Linked DNA regions of Mus musculus: regions 1 and 2 are each linked to region 3. Evidence: chromatin loops called from intact Hi-C (ENCODE). Cell type or tissue: left cerebral cortex. All regions are shown on one strand.

Evidence for each region. Peaks named below come from ENCODE experiments on the same cell type or tissue, not always from the same donor. Only the 100,000 strongest peaks of a DNase experiment are listed, where the experiment ranks them.
Region 1: it touches region 3 in a loop (2.3-fold over the local background); 2 of 42 quality-filtered maps call a loop at or near these places.
Region 2: a loop joins it to region 3, with 2.7 times the contacts of the local background. A loop is called at or near these places in 2 of 42 quality-filtered maps.

What each region holds. Positions count from the first base shown.
Region 1 is chr16:30,922,559-30,930,558 of GRCm38, forward strand. Gm46565 (a long non-coding RNA gene) reads right to left here. Exons shown (of 3, transcript XR_001781996.1): 2 at 5,803-5,888. Among named protein-coding and RNA genes, the nearest start is that of Gm46565, 26 kb to the right of the region's middle. In left cerebral cortex, no CTCF peak of the experiment used is centred here; DNase peaks (open chromatin) are centred at 3,804, 4,037, 6,795 and 7,268; H3K27ac peaks cover 1,454 bases.
Region 2 is chr16:30,693,182-30,701,181 of GRCm38, forward strand. No RefSeq gene overlaps it. Among named protein-coding and RNA genes, the nearest start is that of Gm33502, 96 kb to the right of the region's middle. In left cerebral cortex, no CTCF peak of the experiment used is centred here; DNase peaks (open chromatin) are centred at 4,233, 4,809 and 5,664.
Region 3 is chr16:30,980,608-30,988,607 of GRCm38, forward strand. All of the region lies in intron 3 of Xxylt1 (xyloside xylosyltransferase 1), which reads right to left. Among named protein-coding and RNA genes, the nearest start is that of Gm15742, 8.1 kb to the left of the region's middle. In left cerebral cortex, CTCF peaks have their summits at 3,970 and 4,745; DNase peaks (open chromatin) are centred at 947, 2,828, 3,302, 4,433 and 1 more place; H3K27ac peaks cover 4,384 bases.

The DNA of each region.
Region 1 (8,000 bases), 58 kb before region 3:
TCCTCCATCAGGGCTCCTCAGCCATGATTGCTCACTGGAACTTCCTGGTCAGCCAAGTCACCAGGGCCAGGAACAGAGCCAGTGCTAGTTGTACCAGAACACACACACACACACACACACACACACACACACACACCCCACCCTGCTGTGGTGGGACCAGCTGTTACTTTCTAAGGCCATTCTGAAGCTGATGCTCAGCCACCCAGAGTTGAGAGGGGCAGCTCTTAAAATCCCCATGTGTCCACTCATTCTGTCATGTGTCTCTTAGAATGGGGAAGCAGCTCTTCCTAAATTAATTTTTGATGACTCATGAATAGTGTATACATTTCTTACATCCAGCTCACTGCTGCTTTGTCAGTATCTCGCCAGATCACAGCAGCATGGCTAAAGGCTAGGCCCCCTCATAATTAATCCCTCAATATTATGCTTTTCCCTTTCTCCAGTCTTTTCCATCCCTAGAAACATTAGAAAACGGGACAGTGTCTGTTGATGATGTCAAGTAATATGTGACATTAAGCAATAAGCGTTTTTTCTTTAAAAAAATCTTAAACTGTTTCTCTACATTGTTCATGACTTGCTAAGTGTAGCTTGAATATTTTAGTAGTTTTGGGATATTTTGTGGAATGAAAATACATTAACTTAGTTATCTATGGATACATAGGATATTTCAGAGATTTTGTTCTTGAAAGTCTGGGTCATGCTATCTTGAGTACAGCATAGTAAGTCTTACAACACAGGTTTTCCCTTAATAAACATAGCTTTATTTTTTTTCTAGTACATTCTTATATTTAAAAGTGAATGCCTTTGAGTGGAGGTAGCCCATGGCCAAGTGGAAGTGGAGATATTAGGTTTCATTTTAGGTCACTACCCTATCCTCAGCCCAGACAGCTCCCCTAAATGATTCTCCAGTCGCTCCTCAGCAGCAGGTATGAGGGGATCCATTCCCCACCCCACACCTCCTGCATCACTGTCAAAGCCTGCTTCACCAAACCTCCTTTTGTCCATAGCGTGATGAATGTGATTTCATTCCTTTCCTTTGTGGTCACATGACCATCTTAATAGACCAATAAGACATCAAAGTTCAAAGAGATTCCAGTGATCATGTACCCTAACCTCGTTGCTTTAAGAACGTTTCTGTTGCATAAAAATTACATGACGTCATCACAACACAAGTTTTCATTATGTATATATCATCTCTATAGTATAGTGAACAGAAATTAAAAATTCCCCTTTGCATTCTTTTTCTCTTGCTGAGAGAAGCACTAATGTTAACAGTTGGTACATGTAGTGGCGGCTTGTGTTCTTCTGCTAATTATGTTACCCCAAAAACCTGTCTACGGTGTCCCCCACATAGGACTAAAGGAAGCCTGTCCCCAGTTGGGTTTTGACTGCTCAGTAAAGTTACCAGCAGCCAATGGCTGGACAAGGAGACAGAGGCGGGACTTCTAGGATCCCTAGGAAGGGACTGAAGAAGGATGGAGAGGGGATTGTTCTATGATGAGGGCATAGGAGACGAACCACGCAGGGAAGTTGCAGGAGGGAGAGACAGAGGACATGTAGGGAGGGAGCGGGGATGGCCCCAGGAGGACTGCCCAGCAGGGTCCAACCCCAGAGTGGATGACAACCTCCTCGAAGCCACATAGACAAAGATGGCTCTCCATAAACTCCATATCGAGTTTACCTCGAGGAAGCACATGAAACAGGGAACCTCAACAAGCAGGGTCCAGGGCAGCAAAGATGAAATGTAGATTTAGTATGTATTAACTCAGAAATATCAGAGGAGAGTGGGTGTAAGCCACATGGAGTTAGGGAGAGGCCAAGTCATTGAGCTGTTTAAGGCATTTAAAATATAAGGCTGTGTATGTGTGTTTTTCTTTTTGGGGATCCAGAACACTGGGGTGGTAGGGAGAAGTGTGCACACCCGCCAGAAAATATAGAGTGGATTAATCGCATACCACAACAGTCACTACAAAATGAGCTATTTACCACAGGTAGATTCGTGCATGTAAATACATGAATACAGTAAGCAGTGGTTTTTTTTTAAGACTTATTAAACATTTTTAAGGCTTATTTTATGTGCAGAAGAGTCTTGCCTGCATGTATATCTGTGTACCATGTGCATGTTTGGTGCCTGCCTGAAGGTGTCGGATGCCCTGGAACTGGAGTTACAGGTGGCAGTTAGCTAGAAATGGAATCCATGTCTTCTGGAAAAGCAGTAAGTGTTTTTAACCACTGAGACACCTCTCTCTGCCAGTAATGGGGTTTTAGATTATTAAAAGATATCTGTGTTTTCCTGCAGTTTGTATTTATTTTCTCTTAGCAACACATTTTAGTACCTGTTCCTTATCAGCACACACAGACTTATTCCACTGCTTCCACTACTGCATAATTTATAGCCTGAGACATATTGGTCATCTATTGCTGTGTAACAAATTCCCCTCCTGTCTCCATATTTAGTGGTGTGTACAAAAATAAAAAATGAACAGATGAAAAGTCCCTTATCTCATCCACCTTCTGAAATTGGGAATCCTGGACCAGCTTGTGCTGGTCGTTCTGGTCAGGGCCTCTGGTGACATCGTAGCTAAGCTGTGAGCAGGGACTGCGGTCATCTGAGGCTTCCCTGGGGGCTAAAGATTGGTGTATCAGATAAGATGGCTCCCTTGCACAGCTCTGGGCAGTTACCTAAGTTCTGCAGCGTGCAGACCCCTTCAGGGCTGCTCAAAGACAGTTCCCCCAGAGCAAGGGATGAGGGAGGGAGATGGAGAATAAAATGAAAGAGGAAGCCCCTGTCTCTGTGAAACCTAAACCCAGGAATGACATGTTACTCCTGCAGTGCACCACTGGGCATTCACAGCAACCCTGGATTAGGGCATGAGATGAGCAGGGCTGGGCACACCCTGAGGTGAGTGTCGCTGGAGTCTGCTTGGATGCACACAGGGGCACTGTGTTCTACTCCCCTCCCCGTGGCCGCCTTCAAGCTCTTATGCTCACAGGCAGCAACACTGTGAGCACTTGGGCATACATCTGAATGCCAGGCTCTTGTAGTACTAACTGTTGTGAGAAGTGTGATTTTGACAAGGTCATACCACTCACTCCTTCCTACAAGACCAGGACGGATGGCAACGTCAACCATCAGACTTCCAGCCTGGTCCAGTTCCAGAGCCACATATGTTTGTGGGAAGATAAACAGGAAGTAGATTGTTAGGTCCCAAACCCAGGAGAAACAGCTGAGATGTCTATTTACCATATCAAGCAGACCTGGCTGCCAGATTTTCCCAGCATCCACCAGTCTCTACCTATTACAGGGTCTTCCTGGCTGGCATACCCTGACCCCTAACCTGAATGGCTGGGTTGCCCTGCCCTATGTAATCCAGCCATTTTGGCTACTTGCACCCCCTTTTTTTCTTAGCCTTTTTTTTTTTACCCTTCCTCCTTCTTAGTCTCCTGGCCTCCCCTTCCCTCCCCTTCCTCCTCACACAGCAGGCTCAGGGTGATGTTCACTCTGGCTTCAGACGCCTCTGTCTCTGCCTTCTGCTATGCTCTCCCTCATATCTACAATAAGCTTTCTTCTCCACCTAGGAGCAGTCACGTCCTCCTCTTTCATTTCTTTTCTTCATTCCGAGATCTCAACACGTATCTTGAGATGTAGCTGATAGAAAGTCCCAATGGTTGGTTCCCAGAATGCTAACAAACCATGTAACGGCTTATCTTACCCTGTAAGTGCTAAGTCTACACTGTCCAATGGCTACGCCCACTGGTTTGTGAACACTCTAGCTGTCTTGGTTAAAAGGAAGCTGATAGAAATAAGGAATCCTCCCCAGACAGAAACTGGCATCGGACGGACTGAGTTCAGTTCTGTGGCCATGTGTAAGCCACATCTCTCCTAACACTGCTTCTGCTGTGATGTAGACGCCGTAGAAACTCCTGGTAATGTGTGCGGTCTGGCCATGGAGAGTGCAACTGCTTTTATTCTCCCTACTGAACACATATTAGTTGTCCTTCAAGCTCCTCCAGTTTCTAAAAATATATTGTGCCTGCTGAGCTCATTTTGCCTGATTTTTACCACATCCCAGATCTCTGCTTTTTATGCCAACCATTATGTTGTGGCCTGGGTTTCTTCTTGTGGATGGTTCAGATGTTTGCTGTGTGGGGTGAAATGTGATCGAAAGTCTTATGAGAGCTCCCTACTTCAGCCCAGCCTAACCTGCCTCCTGTTGGCAGGTATGGGGGGTAGTCATAAAGGCTACTGTCCCTGTAGACACAGCTTGAGTCCTCTTCATGTCACGATACACAGCTTCAAAGGGATCTGGGATAGTGGGATGGGTGGGTGGTGGGATGGGATGGGTGGGTGTTAGGATGGGTGGATGGTGGGATGGGATGAGTGGGTGGTAGGATGGGTGGATGGTGGGATGGGATGAGTGGATGGTCGGATGCATGATACAGTTTAACTGTATCAAATGAAACAGCTTTTTCACAAAGAACATTTCTGGAACATCAGAAAATTGCCTGGTCAGGGGACTTGTATAGTGTCTCCAAAGGCCCAGGTGTTCAAAGATTGTCCTTAAGGTGACACTATTGAGGGGTGGTGAAACCTTTAGGAAGTGAGGCCTAACAGAACACCATTAGGTCGCTGGGTGTGTGCCTTACGGGGGGATTATGGGACCTCCGCATCTTCCATTTCCCGTCTTGCTGTTTGCTTCCTGGCTCATAATGTAAGGAGTTTGCTATGCTCAGTGCTCCCCACTATTCCAATCCAGTGCCTCCATCAGAGACCCTAAACAATGAGGCCACTCATTTATTCAATGGAACTTCAAAACCATGAGCCAAAGCAGCCTCTCTCCTTTTTAAAGTTCCCTGTCTGATTTTGTTCTAATGGTGGAGAGCTGGCTAATATGTCCAGACTGTGACCAGGTCACAAGCTCTGGCCTGAATATGTGTGCCAATCCAAAGTTTGTGTGTTAAACCTAACACTCATTACTCTCATGCTAGGATCAAGTGGGGCTTTAGGAGGTGTCAGGTTATGAGTGTGGAGCCAATCCCCTTGCCAGACAGCCAACCTGCTAACACGTTGATCTTGAACTTTCAGACCTAGAATAGTAGGCAATGAGTATGTGTTGTTTAACAATTGCATTCAGGAGGATTTTGTTACAGCAGCCAACCAGACAGATGTAGGGGAGGTGTGGATAATTTGGACACCCAGTGGAAGAAAGCCTGGGAGCAAGGGGAAGCAGTGTTCATTGTGATGAGCGTAAGATGCCCAGGGGGCCCTCAGGGTAGGTGTCTACTGTGTGACTTTTATGAGAGAAGCTCATGACTCTTTAATAAGTGCTTTTCCCAGAAGACATTGTGAGCTTCTTAAGAGAATGTCTGGGACCTCTGCTGTCCTCTAGAGTCCAAAGGCCAGACAAGAACAAAGACATAAAAGGGTTGTGACAAGCATTTTAGAGAAGAGACGTTTCCATTTCAAACCAGAAGAGGACTAGCATTCCCCTACCTACTTCAGGCTCCTGCGAAGGCAGGAGATGTACCACAGACAGCACCAAATGTGGGTATCCCTGCACAATCCCGCCCCACACTGGCCAACAGACCTAGGAAAGACTGTGCCTCCTGGATGGGGGGAACTTGCTGCCACGATCACTCCCTCCTGAACTTGGGCAGCTACAGAAAGCTTGGACCTTTGATGGTCCAAAGGGTGATATAGACCTGGAAGGTCTGCAGCAGAAGGGTAGGGCCTGGGGTGCCCATGTGGTAGCTGGGATCTCAGCAGAGGCCTGGCCCAGCCTGGTCCCCCATGAGGCTTACCTTGAGGTTCCATACAGCGTACCCTCACTGACACAGCAGTCTCTCATTCCAAAGCATTTCACTGTGTTTCCTCAGGAAGCGTCTTGCTGAAAGATAAATGTTCTGTGTGTGATCAAACAGAATTCTATTTATTTACTTTACGTTCGTCTAGGGCCGAGCCAGGCCAGACAGGTCAAAGGACAAGGTTGTGAGTAGTTAAGATGGTCTCCAGAAAAGCCTGGAATTTCCTGTAGGCACAAATGTGGTAGAAAAAGTTGGGGGCCATGACAGGGGTTACGAGGCAGACCAGGGCCCCTTGGCAGGAGGGGAACCTCCCACAGTAGTGAGGACCCTCCAGCTGTTTGGGGAACCTGACCATAACTAAGATCTGCTTTCAGGGAGCAAAGGTACGAACTCAGGGACATCCAAGCCCACTTTACCTGTAGACTGTGCCCAGGAGGAGGCAAGGAAGGGACAATAAGCCTGTGATTTAGCTATGTCAGAACCAGACTTACTTAGCAGGGCCCTCAGGCTTCCCTTGACACATCTTGAAGAAGAGCCCCTTACAACACTCCTAAAAGCCCATATCAGGCACTGTTGGGAAACAGGAGCGTCCATGGAGATGTAGAGACAATTGGAGACCTTCATTTATTATCGTGACTTAGATGATTTAGACATCTAAATTTCTAAAACTCACAGTGTGTCCAGCCTGGTGTTTTTTTTTTTTTGTTGTTTTTTTTTTTTTTTTGAACAATACTTGTTCACTTGACACTCTGGGGTTGCACGTGGCTTTTCTATTTGCTTTAAGCCAACTTCTTCTTCTTCTTTTTTTTTTGTAGTGTAGAATCGAGTTTATTTAGGGCATGGGAAGGGGAGTAGAGAAGAGAGTAGAGGCAGAGGAGGACAGAGGAAGAGAGAAAAAGAAGAGAGCTTAAGCCAACTTCTTTCTACCTCCATCTGGTTTTGAGTAGGCCCCAGAAGCCGAACCACCCTCAATGCAAAGTGGTAAGCTGGGCCATTTCTGGTGCTTCAAAATAAATCTACCCAGAATTACACAGCTGAGTCACAGTCTCCTAAATTCATCCACATACCCTGGAAGCAGCACCAGGGTGCCAAGAGCACATATTTTGGATTTGAACTTCTCATTCAATGGGAAGTCTAGAGTTGGGATAACCTTTGCTCATCGGTGTTCCTTCAGAATATCCACAAAGGGATCTGCTCTGGGCCAAGTCCTCACTGAGGGAAGACATAGAGATGGCTCCTATGTCTCCAGAGTTTCAGCCCAGCACTGAATGCAAAATGGGTTGCAAACACCTACTATGAGGCCTGCCTTAGTGGAAAGGGAAGCTTTGGGTGCTGGGTGATTACAGCACTGCCCACAGGGGCACAGCTCAAGTAAAGTCTGAAGGAGAGATGTGTCCCTTGCGGCCAACAGCCCAATGCAAGGAGAAATCCCAGGATTCTACAAAAGAGAAATTCAGGCAGCATCAGGAACTGAGATCTGCCTTGGAAACTGTGTGACTCAGCACATGGACAAAGGAGGCCTCTCCCAGGCAAAGCAAACTTAGATCGTGAACAACTTCTGGCTGAGGATGAGCGAGGAACAGAGACCATCCAGTCCACGGCATCAGCATCATTATGCCCACATCCCTTGTGCACTGGGGTCACCATCAGATGAGTTGATTTCCAAGAGGGTGGTTAGTGGTTAGACACACGCCACAGCCCAACTCTTAGCCCCTGCCCGCAGAGCATAGCCTTCTCCACAGATCTGCACCACTGGTAGCCAGTGTTTGCTGGTACCCAGTATTTGTCCTCCCTGTCTTCTATAGAATAGTTAGATGACCTCATGATCATTCTAAGTAAGGCTTTGATTGCCCAGAATTTCCTTCAGCAGGTGTGTCTATGTGAGTAAGTTCTAACAAATAGATAAGTACAATGAAGTGGTTTCTTTGGGAAGTCAGTTATGTCGAATGATGGTTTGCTGGGGCACACAGGTGAAAGGATATTTTGCTATGACATATGAAAGGATGTGTGATATTCAAAAAGAATATAAATATGACCCCACAGACAGTGGGAGCTCGAGAAGTGGTTTGCCTTGCTTTGCCTCCCTAGTCTTCGCTGACATCACATGTGTACTGGTTCGCCTTACATTGTGCTGCTGAGTGTTGCTTGTGGTGACTTCGCAGAGAGAAACTCCCCAGAGAACTTCTTATGAGGTT
Region 2 (8,000 bases), 290 kb before region 3:
GGACAACCACAGACTTTAGTGTTGTTTAAGAGCTGTGGAACTCTGCTGCTTGCAACCTACCTCACTTATATTTTTATCAGGAAATAGAACATAGAATCCAAGCCTTAGGTTTGCACGGTCGGTCATGTCTTGAGAGGAGAGCTAGTGACTAGGGAATCCAACTATCCTATAGCAGCCACAATGGAAAATACAGGCCCAGAGATTAGACATTGATTTGAGTGCTCTGGTCTTTCAGCCAGCATGAATCTTGCCTTCTAATGCGTGTCTGTTTTTAATCAGCTGGAGTTGGAGTCTGTAGCTGAGAACAGAGATGATGCTTATTGTTACAGAATGGCAATGAGATACAGTATATACTACCTGCTGTTATGGGGGTGGAATCCATGAAGAGGCATGGACCAAGGACTCCTGACCACCCAAGCTGCTTTATCCCTTCTGTTGTAGCCCCCACTTGCCTCTACAAGGGCAAAGGCAAGGTGCGTGTGTGTGTGTGGGGGGGGGGACTTGGGAGATGAGTAGAACTCAGAAGGGAGAAGGATGGTTGGTGCTGAGGCAGGGGGAGACCTGGGAAAGGTGTGCAAGGGAGGGAGAGAGCATAGGCTGCTTTTCTCCAAAAGAAGATACAAGTGTGTGTGTGTGTGTGTGTGTGTGTGTGTGTGTGTGTGTGTGTGAAAGGGTGAGAGGCTAGACCTGGGGCACTCCAAGGGGCTAGATAGAGAAGCTCAGTGGTTAGACCTGAACTATGGAGAAAACAACTGAAACCACAGGCACATAGGGAGAGAGCGACCAAAATGTCTGGATTATATAGGGAAGAGCTTCTGGGGGAGGGGCAGCTTCAGGGAAGAGGGTGGGGTATGCTCTGTAACAGGTAGGGACTGAGGGATGCTGGGAGAGCCTGGTGGCCAGGTCAGACTTGGTGTGTAAAATATGCACCTTGGCTATTTGTCCTGGGTCTGAATCCCAACAAACTCATCATTAAAATACTGCTCAGTATTACTGTTATCTCATTCATTCATCTATTCATCTGTTACTGGGTGAAAGTTTCTTCTCAGCTTTTATCTCCCCCACCCCCACTTCTTGGATGGCTTCAAACTCTTTATGTAGCCAAAGATGACCTTGAACTTCTGATTCTCTACCCTCTTCCAAGTGCTGGAATTCCAAGCATGCATTACCACACCTAGCTTAAGTGATGTCTGGAGTCAAATTCTGGGCTTTCTGCATACTAGAGAAGAACTCTATTAGCTCAGTTTACATCCCCAGCCTCAGGTCTTGTCTTGAAGAACAAGAACACAGTCAATTTAAGAAGAAGTTTTCTTCCAAAGGTGAAACAAAACAAAGCAAAGTAGAGAGAGGGAGGGAGAGGGGGAGGGGAGGGGGAGGGGAGGGGGAGGGAGAGGGAGAGGGGAGGACTGGCCCACTGAGTTAAGTGCAGCCCAGATGGAACATGGAAAATTACAACTTTGGGTTATTGATGGGCAAGTGGATTCTAATAGCTTAAAAGGTAGATATCTGCTTAGCTCTAATGCTGATTAAAGTTTTTAGTTTTGTTTTTTGTTTTTTGTTTTTTTTAATAAAGAGGGCTATGAAAGGGGGTGAAGGGAATGGATGCTTGCAAGGAAGAAAGAACTGTGAGCTGGGGTAGGAGGGCTGCACCATTTTCTAGAAACCTGGCAGGTGCATCTGTCTGTCCAGGTCAGACCTGTGGGGCATGAAGTGGTGATAGCTGGTCTCTGAGTTTGTGGCTTGGAGGCCTGAGAATATTGGGGTAGGAGCAGTGATCAAAGCCCGGGGAGATAACCCTAAGGGCCTCAGTTCTGGGTTGCATAGCCTCTTGGTCTCTCATTTTAAGACAGGCACCTGGGAGGGCCAGAAGTCCCTCTGCTTCTATCAGGATTCATTATTCTGTTGTCTTTTCCTACAGTGAACTGAGAAAACCAAGCCTAGGTACTTTAATCTGGGAGCCTCAGGTCTGTTCCTTATGAGGCATGTAGGCTGAAGTGACTGGAAGCTTAGAGGATTCCAGGAAGGATGGGAAAGAGACAGTGTGAAACGTTTCAAGAACTCTCTGGGAGGATCTGCTCTTCATAGGGTCTCACCTCACACTGGGCATGCTGTGCGCTCAGTTTTGCCATCTATAAGAATGAATGAAATGATGTCATCACAGAGAATCACGGTGAGAATCAAGTTGCCACCTCAAGCAGCGCCTTGAAGCGAGGGAGGTACTTGGTAAGTGTTAGCTTCTACACCCAGTCTCAGCATCAACGGAGGAATAGCCGCAGTGGAAAGAGAGTGTTCTGTACTGTCCTGTCCTGTCTTACCTTGAGATGTGAGCCTATGAAAGCCCTTGGCAGCCTTTGCCCACACACGTGTAATTACCATTGCGATGTGGTGATTAATGACAATAATTACCATGAGATGTGGCCAGAGGGGTCAGTAGGTTTGTAAAGAGCAGGAAGACTGAGTCCCCACAGCAGCTCACACACACCATACTGCCCTCTGCAACAAACATAGGTGGCAACTGGTGTCACTGGCTTGAAAGGGCTTGGGTTGTGGTCAGAGGGCTTGGAGGATGACTCGGACTCCGCTGCCATTAGCTACATGATCTTATGGTACTATTTGATCTCTTTGGGTTTTACTTCCTCACTTAAACGGCACAGCTAGTGACAGTTGGCTCTATTTACCAACGCAGAGCCCATGTACACGTGGGAAGAGTACACAGAGTGAGCTCGAGGTCAAGGTGTTAATCTCATAGTGCTTCCGTTTCCTCGTTGGCCAGGGGTGGGGTATTAGCAGAGCCTACTTCCTAGGGTTATGGTGAAGAAAGCCTGCAGAACAGTATCTGGTAGCAAATGTTAGTTATTACCCACATCCTACTGGCCTCTGTGACTCTGAGCTGGAGCCTTCTCTGTGAGGAGATGTCTCTAGTGTGAGAAGCTCTGACATCCAAAGGATGAAGTTTCATGCAATTGCATGATTGCATGATAGTGGGTGCCTGTGGGGAGCAGCCTAGAAGGTTTATGAGCAACTGGACTTGGGTCCCTTGGTAGCCTTGGTTGGGTCACAGGTGTTCATCTACCAAGACTCCTGCTTCCTCCTGAAGGAGGAGGAGGGGAGCAGGGAAACTCCCTCTTCATTCATTCAGGATTCTCTACAGAGGCCAAACCAGCAGTTTGTGTGTTGCTGTGGATAAAAGTGATGTGTTTGGCCAGGCAGTGGTGGCGCATGCCTTTAATCCCAGCACTTGGGAGGCAGAGGCAGGAGGATTCCTGAGTTTGAGACCAGCCTGGTCTACAGAATGAGTTCCAGGACGGGCTATACAGAGAAACCCTGTCTCAAAAACAAACAAACAAACAAACAAACACAGTGATGTGTTTGGTGTCAAAGTGACAAAGAGTGGACCTGTGATGGCTAGTTAATCTTCACTGTCAATTTGACTAGGAATCTCATAGGAGACACGCCTCTTGCTGTGCTTGAGCAGGGTTTTCAGAGAAGTTTAATGAACATGGGCAGCACTATCCAGTCGACTGGACGAAATAAAAATGAAAGATGCAGGAAGCCAGCGGAACACCAGCATTAATTTTTCTTTGCTTCCTAATTGTGGGTGCAATGTAACCAGGTGCTTTCCCATCATGATGGACTGTACCCTCAGACTGCGAGCCAAAGCCAACCTTCCTTCCTTGAGTTGCTTTCAGCAGGTATGTTGCCACAGTAACAAGAGAAAGTAATTTACATACAGTTGCATCCAGTTGGGGAACAGGGTATAGAGACAGAAATAGATACATAGAAGTGGACACAGAGTGGGAGAGGGAGGGCAGAAGGGAGGGAGAGGGACAGAGAGAGAGAGACAGAGACAGACAGATAAAGAGATAGAGATGGAAATAGTGACAGAGACAGTCACAGGCAGACAGAAAGAGAGATAGTGATAGAAATAGTGACAGAGACAGAAAGACAGAGAGACCAATAGACAGAGACAGAGAAAACCTAAGGCACTGGCTCACGTGTCCTTGGGTGCTAAGTGCATCCAAATCCGAGGAGGAAAGTTGACAGACTGAGTAAGGACCCAGGGTATGATGTGATGGGGGTATAACAGTTATGGAGTGGGGTGCAGACTAGATGCTTAATCTAAAGACAATTGTGTTAGTGAAGTGATGAAAGTGGGAACGGGTTGGATGTGTGAGCTTCAGCAGGAACTGTGGAGACTGGTGCAGGACAAGGCATGTGTAGGAGGTGAGAGTCTGGAGGGTGGGCAGTGAGCCTTCGACATACTTGGGGAAGTAACTGAAGGATGTCCAGAGAAAGCTGTCCGGTGGACAGTGGGTGTGTGGACTGAGCTCAGAGCACTGATAGAGTGTGAGATGTGGCATTGCACCTGCATGGTCTAGAAGCTGAACCACGGGAAGGAGGGTCAGCAGAGAGGGGCTCAGGGCCAGGCATAAACAGAGCCACAGATACCTTCCCCATTCCTACTCTGGCATCTCCTTCCCGTCAGACCCGCACTGGGGACAATGATATATAGGACAGAGCTAGCCGCTGAGAGCTAAGTGGTTTTCTCTGGTGCCCTGAATACAGCGTTAAAATTGTCCCCAGTAACTTGTCATCTGAATTCTCTCCAGCTGGCTAGTAATTTCTATTAAATCCCAAATGATCATGTGTGGGGTTCCTGCTGGCTTTCAAAGAACGCAGGCCAGCAGAACACAAAAGCATCTGGGAAATTTCTCAGCTCAGGTAGCTCAAGCCCTTTTTTCTTTAATTTTTAAATAACTCATTCCAGATTTAGCAAAAGATCCATTCAAGGAGCCTGGCGAGGCAGCCTGAGTTGACAACTCTGTTTCTGAACAATCCATTACTTATTCAGTGCCAGCCACTCAGCCAGCAGGTGTTGGAGCTGAACTAAACTTACAGGAGAACACACACAGAGCTGAGAGACAGGAAGAGTGACAGCAGCCTGGACTTAGGGTGGTCCCTCCAGCAAAGGCTAAGAGGGCTGTGTGAGCATCTCTTCTTGCTTGGGACAGGAGAGCTTACATGCTTCCCAGTACTATACTAGACCTATCCATATGTAGTGACCTTAGTCCTCCCCCACGGTCTGTGGAGCATGTCTTTCTCTCCATTGTACAGATAAGCACATGGGACCTTTGTAGATGATGGTTGTATGCGAGGGTGTATGCAGGAAAGAAACTGATAACACGACCACTCCATTATATGGTTAAGGCTTTCATTGTAGATACAAGAAGAGAACAGCCAGAGGCATCTGGAAAAATCCAGAGCAGAGAGAGAAGGAAGCAGATTGAACATGGTCAGGCCTAGGGAAGGAAGACAGTGAGAGAGTATAGTGGAGATGGTGAGATAGCAAAATAGAGAAGAGAGAAAGAGACGACAGACAGACAGACAGACAGACAGACAAAGTCTGAGTGGGAGATGGAGAATGTGTGTATGGTGGGAATAGCTGGATTTTAAGAAGGATGAGTAGCTGTGGGAGGGAAGCCCATGAGCAGGAGGGAGTTTAGGGTAGGGGAGAAGGTGAGAGGGATGAGGGTGCTAGCTACCATGGACTTTAAAATGTGTGCCTGGTACTTGTGATGCTGAGGGAGACTGTAGACCAGTGTGGACTTTGATGTGCTGATAGGCCCTACAGGCAGCCATATGTCCCTTCTGGTCTCCAAGACTGTCCCTGTGGACTTGTTTTGCCACCCACACCCTCTTGTATCTTTCTTCCATATGGGATCAGGGATGGCCCTAAGTGATTGTAAGTAATGCTGTGAGATTTCTGAAGCTAGGGCCAGATGCCCTAGAGCTTACAAGCTCTTAGATGCTTAGATGTTAAGAGAATCCAGGAGATGTCTGACTTCTTGAAGACTACCAAGCTGTGAGGAAACCCAAGCCAATCAATCATGTGAAAGGCCATATGAAAGAAGATGCCCCGCTTCTCTCCAGCTGCTCAAGCTATCCCAAGCGAGGCCTGGATCAAGTGAGTGAGTAGTCATTTGAGAGGAGCTCGCCAGAAGGGTCTTCACACAACTCCACCCCTCAGCTGTTTTCTCGTGGTAACTAACTGTAAGAGGCACCACAGAAGAACTGTCTGTCCATCAAAGGACAGATGACCCTCAGGATTGTGCAAAACAATAAAGCATTTATGTTGTCTCAAACCAGGTTTTAGAGTTCAATGATTTAGTGATATGGCAAAATTCAACCCAAACAACTAGGTTTCGGGATTATTTTATCCGTGACGGACATTATATCCAGTTTGCATTGACATTTATTATGTGTCAAGAACTGTATCAAATATTCTTTTTTAAAAAGGATTTTTAAAGTTTTAAATTAGACGTGTGTGTGTGTGTGTGTGTGTGTGTGTGTGTGTGTGTGTGTACTGGTGAGTGTGTGTGCACCTGCAAAGGCCAGAAGAAGGTGTTAGACTCACTGGATCTGGAGTTTCAGATGACTGTGGGTACCAGTCTTCTGCAAGAGCACCAAGTGTATTTCACTTCTGAACATCTTGCCAGGTGCCATAGTAAGTGTTCTAATTTTGCTATTCCACTTGGTTTCCTTAAGAGCCCTATGACACAGTACTTTTGTGGCCCCCATACAGGAGTGAGACCACAAAGTGTTTGTCTTTCTGTGCCCGGCTTATTTCACTTAACATGACATTGTCCAGTTCCAACCACAACACTAATGACTGGAGGATTTTATTCTTTTGCTTAAGTCTATTTTATTGTTTGTAATTATCCAGTAAGCTTGCTTCACATACTAGAAAGGTTCAGGGATGGTCTATATGGAGCCCAAGGTCACACACTAGTAAGTGAAAAGGCCAGACTCCAACTCCCCCACAGTACAAACTCACAGAGTGCTGGTGCCTCTTGTTAAGCTTTGGGGTAGGGGGCAGGTGACTCGCAGGGGACCATACTGATGGCTGGGTTCAGATCTGGGGATTTGCCTTGGAAAGCCTGACAGAGCTTCGAGGGCTTGTTCTGGAAGGGTTACAGCCGCTGCCAAGACCTTTGTGAATTCATTCACACGGAGAGACAAATAACTGTGACCTTTTCTTTTTGAAATGTTTTTTTCGAGGGAAGCCAGTGCTGCCAGCAGGGTCTAGATTGATGGCCTCAGATGCAGAGACATGGAGCCTTTACCTGTGTCACTTTGTCGGCACCTCGGGTCAGATCAGCCAGAGCCACGTCCAGGCTCTGAAATGTCACATGGACTGCTTACTCACAACACATTCTCCCTGACTTTTTCTCCCATTTGAATTGCTTTTCTAGCCTGTGGAACATGGGGGACGTGATAGATTTCACGTCCGCAGGACAAAAGGGACGAAAAAGGAAAACTGAGTCACGACCCAGAAAGCACAGGTAAGGGAAGGTGCAAAGTGAAGTCTCTGATGAAGACATGTAGGCTGACACGTTGGGAGCTGTTTTCTTTCCCTCCAGGTGGGCCCTGAGGCCAGGGGTCAGCAGAGTGCAAAGAGGCTGTGTCCCTGTATAGCATGGCCCCTGAAGGACCGCTTGAGAAGAAACTTCTGCACAGCGCTGACTTCTGTCACTCTGGGTCAAGTTCTCCATGTGGACAGGTTCTCACTGTCAGCCCCACCTCATCTGCTTTCTTCAATGGAAGCTCACCTTGGGGCCTGACCTGTACATCCAGGGCCCTGTAGAGGCATGGAGCACTTGTGGGAAGGAGAGAGGGTGAGGATTGTGGTCTAGACAACAGCGTGAGGGAGTGTTGAAAGGCAGTAGACATCCTCTGTCACAGAAGAATCAACTTGGGCCAGATCCTATATACCCTTGGCCTCTTAGGACCTCCATCCTGCATCTGGATTCCCTTCTTACCTGGACCCTGTCTGTGCCTCAGGGTCTGCCTGGCCTTCTCCCCATTGGGAAAGCCTGCTTTCTCTCCTGGACATTTTGCTCCCCAAACCTCCCTTTAAATACTGATTACCATTTGTTTTCTATACCCACAGGCCACACGCATTATTACATTTACTTAGTTAGTCTTCCGTAGATCGATTC
Region 3 (8,000 bases):
GCAGAGCATGAGTTTTGGAGTCTGATCTAACATCCTGGAAAAGGGACTGGTCCCTTTTGAGCCTTGCTTCCTGTATGATGGGAACACATCTGGGGGTTGCTGAGAAAGAGCTCTCAGGTGCCCTCACGCAGGGTCTGGCCAAAGTTGGTTCTTGGTCCATGGGACTTCCTGATATTTTCTCTTGCCATAGTAAGGGTAGAATCTTCCCGAGAGAACCTCTGTCTGACTAGACACACAGGATCTAAACAGAGGTGAATTTACAGCTGGGGCTCTGACAACCCCACTTCTTTCTCCACTTCTGACAAGTCTGTAAGAAGTCGATGTAATTTCTCCTGGAATAGCTGGTCTGCTAAGGGACATTAACACTTGCTATGTGCTGAGACTTGTTCAGAGGTTCTTACACATTTTAATTTTCAATTTTTCTACAAGAGGGTATCATCCTGACTCCTACCTGACCGATGTGGAAACTGAAGTACAAAGACAGCCTGTCAAAGCCTCAGCATTACGTGGCAGTGGAGAATGGATTCAAGGGCAGGCTGTGAAGCCCCAGCACCCATGTCTTACCCCCAGCGCTGATGCTGTGTTTGTGAAGCCTCTCTCTCTCTCTCTCTCTCTCTCTCTCTCTCTCTCTCTCTCTCTCTCTCTCTCTCTCTCTCTCACTGATTTGGCCACACACACGTACTTACCTTTTATTTAACTTTCTGCTTCACTTTCTAATCATTTACTGAACAAACTACAGACCTAGAGTTTCCTTGGAAGGAACACTACACTATGTCCCCAAGACTCAATGACAAGGCAGGCAGGGACCCAACGATGACTATGCACACTCGAAGAGGACTGTAGGCAGCCCTGACTGTATCCTGAGCTGCTGTGAAAGGCAGCCAAGAGCCAGTAAGGAGCCTTAGCGGCCAGAATAGCACAAGCAAAGATAGTAACATGACCACTGGGCACAGCCTGAGGAGCAGCGAGTCTTTGTCCAACTTGGCTCCAGACTGCAGAGTCGGCGCCAGGCCATGAGGCCTCGAGAGCCAGGCCCAAGGGAGTGAAATTCCACGAACACTCCAAGAGTCAATTAACAGAGTGAGATAAAAATCTGCTGGGGAACCATCTCTGCATTCCGTTCTGTAAGGGTGGCGACTTATCCTGAAAGCTCACCCAGTCCAAACCTCTCAAGGGAAGCTTTATAGTGTGCCACCTTCTGCCGGTAGACCCAAGAATACAGCCAGCCAGACTGGCTCTCCCTAAAACCAGAGCCACGTTTGTGCACCCATGATGGAGGGAGGGTCTGAGGTCCCAAGGATGACCTCTGCCTGGAGAGCTGGGAAAAGATTCCTGCACCTCCTGACGCCAGACTCAAGTTCTCTTCATATCCTGCATGTCATAAGGCTCACAGATGTGGGGCATCTGTTCTGCACACAGTGCTGGCTGGGATCTGAGGAAAAGAAGAGGATGGGGCACTCAGCAGTGAGCACTCTGGATGGGGCACTCAGCAATGAGCACTCTGGATGGGGCACTCAGCAATGAGCACTCTGGATGGGGCACTCAGCAATGAGCACTCAGGATGGGGCACTCAAAACCAATTCTTGCCCCAGGCTCTACTCCCCGACCCAGACTGCTGACTAGGAATTCTCTAGCACCTGATATGCATTTATCTCCCAAAGCCTATGTGTTACACACCCATGTCAGAAGCAAGAAATGTGTGTGTTAGTTACCATGCCGGAAGAACTTTGCATGCTCCATAATGAAGATGAGAACTAGACACAAGTTTCAATGAGCTCAAATGTCACAGATCCTTAAGACAGAGCGGCATAGAACCTCCGATCTGTCACTACCCAAGCTATAGATCTGTATCTTGACTACACATTCTTGACTACACACCTGGCCCAGAGGCTTCTTCTCACCCTAGGAATGCTGGGAAAGAAAGAGAAAAGACACAGCAGGTGATCTGCGGACAAACAACTCAAGCAGCAGATAGTCTTAGGAAAGGATGCAGAGATTCACTGGAGTCAGGCAACTGGAAATCTACAGAGCAATGAGGTGTTACTGCCCACACATCAGGCCAGCACAACCAGACAATGACAGCCGAGCTCGAGTGGGCAGGAAAGAGGTGGTTGTATAGACTGCTAATATAAAGGAAAATTATTATGGTCTATGGGATGAACAATCTGGAAACACCTATCAAAATTATAAATCTACCTACCCTTCAGCTCAATATTCTATGGAATCTACCCCTGGGAAATAAAAACAGTAATTCACAAAGACACACAAGCACATTTATAAATAATGGCATTACTTATACATTAAATAAAAAACCAGAAGCAAAGTGAATGCCCACGGAAATAAGAATGACTGAATAAAATATAGACTACCTTACTATAGAATAAATAAGAATGAAATATGAGGTGTGCCTGCTCACTCCGGAGATGTTTCATGAAGTATCGATGAGCCAGCAAGGCAACTCTCAGGGACAGTGAGTGATTAATGTGACTCCAGCTGAGTTACTTTAAAGGAGCTTGCACGAGTGCGTTGTGTGTTTTTAAATGATTGGCTGTAGATGGTAAATAATTCTTATAATGAGTTATGTGGATGGGAAGAAGGGAAGGGGCTTCCAGACAACAGGAGACGAAGGCATCTGCTCCCCAGCCCCTCACACTCCACGAAGGCAGTTGCTCTTTGCCAACTGCTTCCACTGTCTGCAAGGTTCTCCTGATTCCAGACATGAGATGTCATCCCTCCTATGTTCTCTCCTCTCACATGAGCATCTGGAAGGAAGAGCCACAGCCCTGACAGCGCAGATGTCCTCAGTCAGCACTTCCAACAGCAACCACTGTACCCCTACGCCAGCAGCATCTGCACGTGGAAGCCAAAGCAGCAAACACAGGGGTCCCTGACTTCTCCCACTCTGAGGTTTCTGCTGGACCCAGTTCTCACGGGCAGCCACTGTTACAGGCCATAGGGAAAAGCACTAATTAGAGGCTTCAGTGTATAAGGATGGCCACCCAGGGCCACAGTACTCAGGGAGATGCTCTCTAGCCTCTGTGCCCCTGTCTCCTAAGAGTGACACTGGAAACTGTGGGGAGGAGTTTCCTCTGATCTGACAACTCATCTATTTTCTGGAAACTGTGTCCTCAAGAGAGTTCCTTCTCTCACTGCTGAACTCTCTCCTCAGGAACCTACTTTCAGGGAATGCTTGCAAGGCGCTCTCGCTCTCCCTCCCCGCCTCCCCGAACAGGCACAGCGATTCTACTACCTCGGCTTTCTCATCTTAGCTCAACAGCACTATTCTTCCCACAGGCAGATGCTGGGTACCTCCTCCAGGGCAGCTGCTCCTTCTTAGAGAAATAGCCATTTGGACAGGATGCAGGCACACTCCTCAAGGAACACTCATGCCACCCCCAAAAGTGTGCAGGAGTCATGGGATTGTGTGGAGTGGGCAAGGACAGTCCTAAAGGCCTGTCTGAAACCTCAATGGAAAAGCCCATCCTTTGAAGAAAGCTGACTACCCCCCAACTGCTGTCACAGACCATGGATGGATACAGCTGCATCCAGCCAGGACTCCCTCCCACCCTTCTCTGGCACCAAGGACCAAGGCTGTTTTCATCCCCAACACAGATCTTCCTGGAGAAATAATGCTTTATGGTCCATGCTACACCACACCACCACTGAGTCTGCACAGCCATGACTCATAGGAAAGACACAAGGAGGAACGGCCTGATGCAAGCGTGCTGGCCCCCAGAAGACAGGCAGAAGGCAGCTCCTTTACAACCACTGCTGAGGCGCTGCAGGCCAGCACCCAGGACTGGGCAGGCGAGCACCTTCACAGACTGGCCTAGGCCTTCAGGGCTACACCCCGGAGGCTGGAAAGGGAGTTGGGAACCTCAGTGACTTAAGCCCATTCAGCAGGCAAGAGGCTGGGCATGGAGACTTTCCTAGACAAGGATGACAGTGGGTCCCTGGTGGTGGAGATGAGGCGTCCAGTCTCAGTCCCCTCACTGCAGTGCCATCTGAGGAGTTGTAGCTCTTCTTCAAGGCGTTGCTGGCAGGCCCACAATGCCAGTTCCCACCTTGCAGTCTCAGTTGTTTTGATAAAACAGAGACAACACCTATGTAATAAGAGAGACAAACTATCCAGCAAGGAGAGCCACATCATCACTAGTGGAACCATAGGATTCTCTGTAAATATGATCTCATTATTTCTGCTGAACACAGGCAATTAGAGGTGTTCTGTGAGAGCCGGGTGGCTGGGTTGCTGGCATCAAACAGCCGGGACTGGACGATGGCACTGACTTCCTTCTAGTGAGATGAAAGGAGGGAGCTGGGAACCGGGTGAGGATTGAAGGCACTGAGATCCAAGGCAGCTCCCAGCCCCCTCTCCCGGGTAGGTGCCAGGCACCGGACACAAGCAGCGTCTCCAGCCACCACGGAGCAGAGCCCATGAGCAGACCTCAAAGGGCTGCTTCATCCTCACTACCCTAGAACACTGCTGAGTCTAGCGAATGCCTCTTTTGTTCCGCGCAGCACAGAACTCACAAACACTTTTAAACTCTCCTGTGTTTTCCTAGCTGTTTGTTCTTTTCTCAGAGGTCCTCAGAGCACTGGAAGCTTCCAAGAACAATAGCTAGGGAGCCTGCTCTGCAGTTGCAACAACAAGGCAAGGGCCCCAGCTGAAGGAGAAAAGACGGGAGGGGTCATTGGCTGGCCAGCAGGCTGCTTAGGGACAACTGTGGCAGCAGGCTCTGTCCCTGGCTCTCAGACCCTCAGGGTGGGAAGTTCCTGCTGCGCCTGCAGGATTCCTGCCGGAGGACTGGGGCGCTGGCAGCTTCTCTAGGCTCATGTTCCAGTCAACACTCACATGGTCGGTCTCTCTTCTTTCAGAAAGTGAAAAGTTTAGATTTCTAAGGCAAACATCAAGGCCCCAAGGACAGAATGATCCGCTCATGGGAGGACTGAACCATGACCAGCGAAGGTCAGTCCCATACTCCCGGGGAGGGGAGCCCCAACATCTGCCCTCTCTGCTGCTTCAGGGCCTCTACCAGCCTGAGACAAGCTTGATACAGAGTCTTGGCCCTGCCTGGAGTCCTGGCTCTACCTTATCAGGGACTTGGGCTGGTCTTAGGAGGGTGTATGTATAACCCATGTCTTTATTTTCTCATCAGGAAAATGGGGCAATGTTAATATCAATTCTGTACTAGCTGTGAAGAAGTGCACCTACATAGGAAGTGCTGAGCATGGACACCTAGCAATGTTACATATGCTATAGGCATCTGTGGCGCTCCGACCACTATCCCAACAGTGTTTCTCCTAATGGGCCTGGGTCCACAAGCAGTGCCCATGGAAGAAGCCCTTGATACCTACTGCCTTAGGCTCACTCCCTTCAGGATGCTCTGGATCCCCTTGTCAAGGCTCCGGGTGCTGAGGGGCAGGATGGGGCCAGCTCCGAGCAGCTCTTGTGACTGGAGAGAGTGGAGGTCAAGGCGTGCCTGGCACAGCCCGCACATGTCCCTCACTGTGCCCCATGGACTCACTTCTCTGACCTGCAGTCACACTACCTGCTCCTGCTCTGCCACTGCTCCTGGGTAAGTGTCTGAGCAGCTTTGTGGCAGGTGCTGGAGGCTGGGTCACAGTTTGATGGCTGTGAATTATTCTTCCAGAGCTCTGAGCCTCTCCTTTGGGGGGCTAAAGGCCTAGAGACCACACCATTCCCAGCTCAGACCACCTGTGCCTCTTGTATGTGTTTGTTTATTTATTTTAGTATGCATGTAGTATGAGAATGGCGGATCTCAGATCAGTGACTAGCCGCAGACTGTCCCATGCTTGGCACTCTGTAACATAACAGGGATGAAGGCTACAGAGGGATGAGAAGGGTTGGTTTCTCCAATCCTTCTCTAAAGACCATGCTCGATTCCACAGGAAGATCTGGAGAATTTGAAGAGGCAACTGCCAGTACCAAACCCCACAAAGTTGCCCAGAAAAGCTTAAGGAGGAAGTCTTTATCTTACATGACTGACGACTGACAGGGTGTAAGGAACCTGACTAGACGCCTCATGAGCATGCTAACCTGGGCAGACACGCTCCCCGGCATCATGGCACCAGGGAAATAAGAACAGTTGGTGTCAGAGGCAGGATCTGGGGCTGAGTCAGGAGCTCAGCATCTCCCTAGCTCTACAAAAGACCATGGAGGAGGAGGAGGAGGAGGAGGAGGAGGAGGAGGAGGAGGAGGAGGAGGAGGAGGAGGAGGAGGAGGAGGAGAAGGAGGAGGAAGAGGAGGAGGAGGAGGAGGAGGAGGAGAAGGAGGAGAAGGAGGAGGAAGAGGAGGAGGAGGAGGAGGAGGAGGAGGAGGAGAAGGAGGAGGAAGAGGAAGAGGAGGAGGAGGAGGAGGAGGAGGAGGAGGAGGGAGACCTTGACTCTATCTTCTCACTCTCGATCAATGAGAAAGGAGCTGGGGAGCTGGGGAGATGGCTCAGCAGGTAAGAGCACCCGACTGCTTTTCCGAAGGTCCCGAGTTCAAATCCCAGCAACCACATGGTGGCTTACAACCATCCCTAACGAGATCTGACTCCCTCTTCTGGTGTGTCTGAAGACAGCTACAGTGTACTTACATATAATAAATAAATAAATCTTAAAAAAAAAAAAAAGAAAGAAAAAGGAGCTGGGCTGGCTGCTGGGCTGGAAGCTGTCTACATTCTCATTTAGAGGTGACAGTCCATCATTCTACTGGATGGGACTGAGGACCAGATCCAGTCAGCTCGAACAAGTTCCACCAAAATATGTGAGACAAACTGTAAAAGCCTTTCTTCTTCCCGAGTGCTGAACAATGCTAAAGGTAAGGAAAGAATAGATCCCCGCTGCTCAGTACACAAGCCTCTACTCTCTAGAGCAAAAGCTGCCTGACACTTGCCAGTGGCACCCACTCCCCAGGACTGCCTCAGCTGAAGGTAGACATTGCCTCTTCAACCACAAACAGGTCACTGGCTGACCCGCCCTCCAAACCCACCACCTTCCAAGGGGGCTAATGCAATTAGAGTGGGACTGGTCTATATCAGTCATTCCTCTTCCAACTGCTGAGGTTTAGGGGATTCTGGGAGAGCATGAGGTACCACTACTGCTGGAATCATTAGCATCTCTGTAACAGAGAACTCTCTGTGACTCCTCTGGAGGCAGATGAAGATGAGTGAGCGCAGAGGCGTAAGGGCTGTCTGTGTCTGAAGACACTCGTCAGCTGAATTATTAATGGACTCGCAGCACTGCTCAAGTTTCCGGTGACAGGTGGCTTGGTGAGCTGATAGTTCTGAGACCAATTAAGCATGATACTAGATTTCAAGGCAGGGCTGCAAACCATGTCTTAAAACACCAGAACCCACGGCAGGAAGCCCACAGCCTGCCTTTCTGGACACTGGCATGCTCACTGCTGGAGAGTAAGGCTTCTAGGTGCTGGTTGCTGGCCTGGATGTAACCAAGAGCACACAAATCAGATAGTCCTTCAAAAGCCTGTGGCTCTTTGACTCCACAGGTCCTAGAGCCTTAAATGTCATGGGACAGAAGGGATCTGTGTCTAAAAAAAAAAAAAAAAAAAGAAAAAGAAAAATTCAATGCATTAGCTACCTTTATGTTACTGTGATAAAACGCATGCCCAAAAGCAACTGTGGAAGAAAGAGTGTTTTGGTTCACGGCTCCATATGGATTAAGAGTCTGTCATAGCTGTGGGAAACACGGAACACAGTGCCAGAAGCAGGACGCTGTAAGAAGATCAGTCACATCTTCAACCACAAGCATCAGGCAGAGAGAAAACTGGGCATGTGACCAGGTTGTGAACTCTCAAAACACTCCCCTGGCACGTGCTTCTTCCAGCCAGGCCACACCACCTCACCAAACAGTGCCACCAGCTGAGGACCAAAGGTTCAAATGTCTAAGCCTCTGGGGACACTGTCTTTCAAACCACCACAACTCAGAAAAAGTTATCCAATAAACCTAGGCAGGACTGTGTACCTAAGAGCTTCACA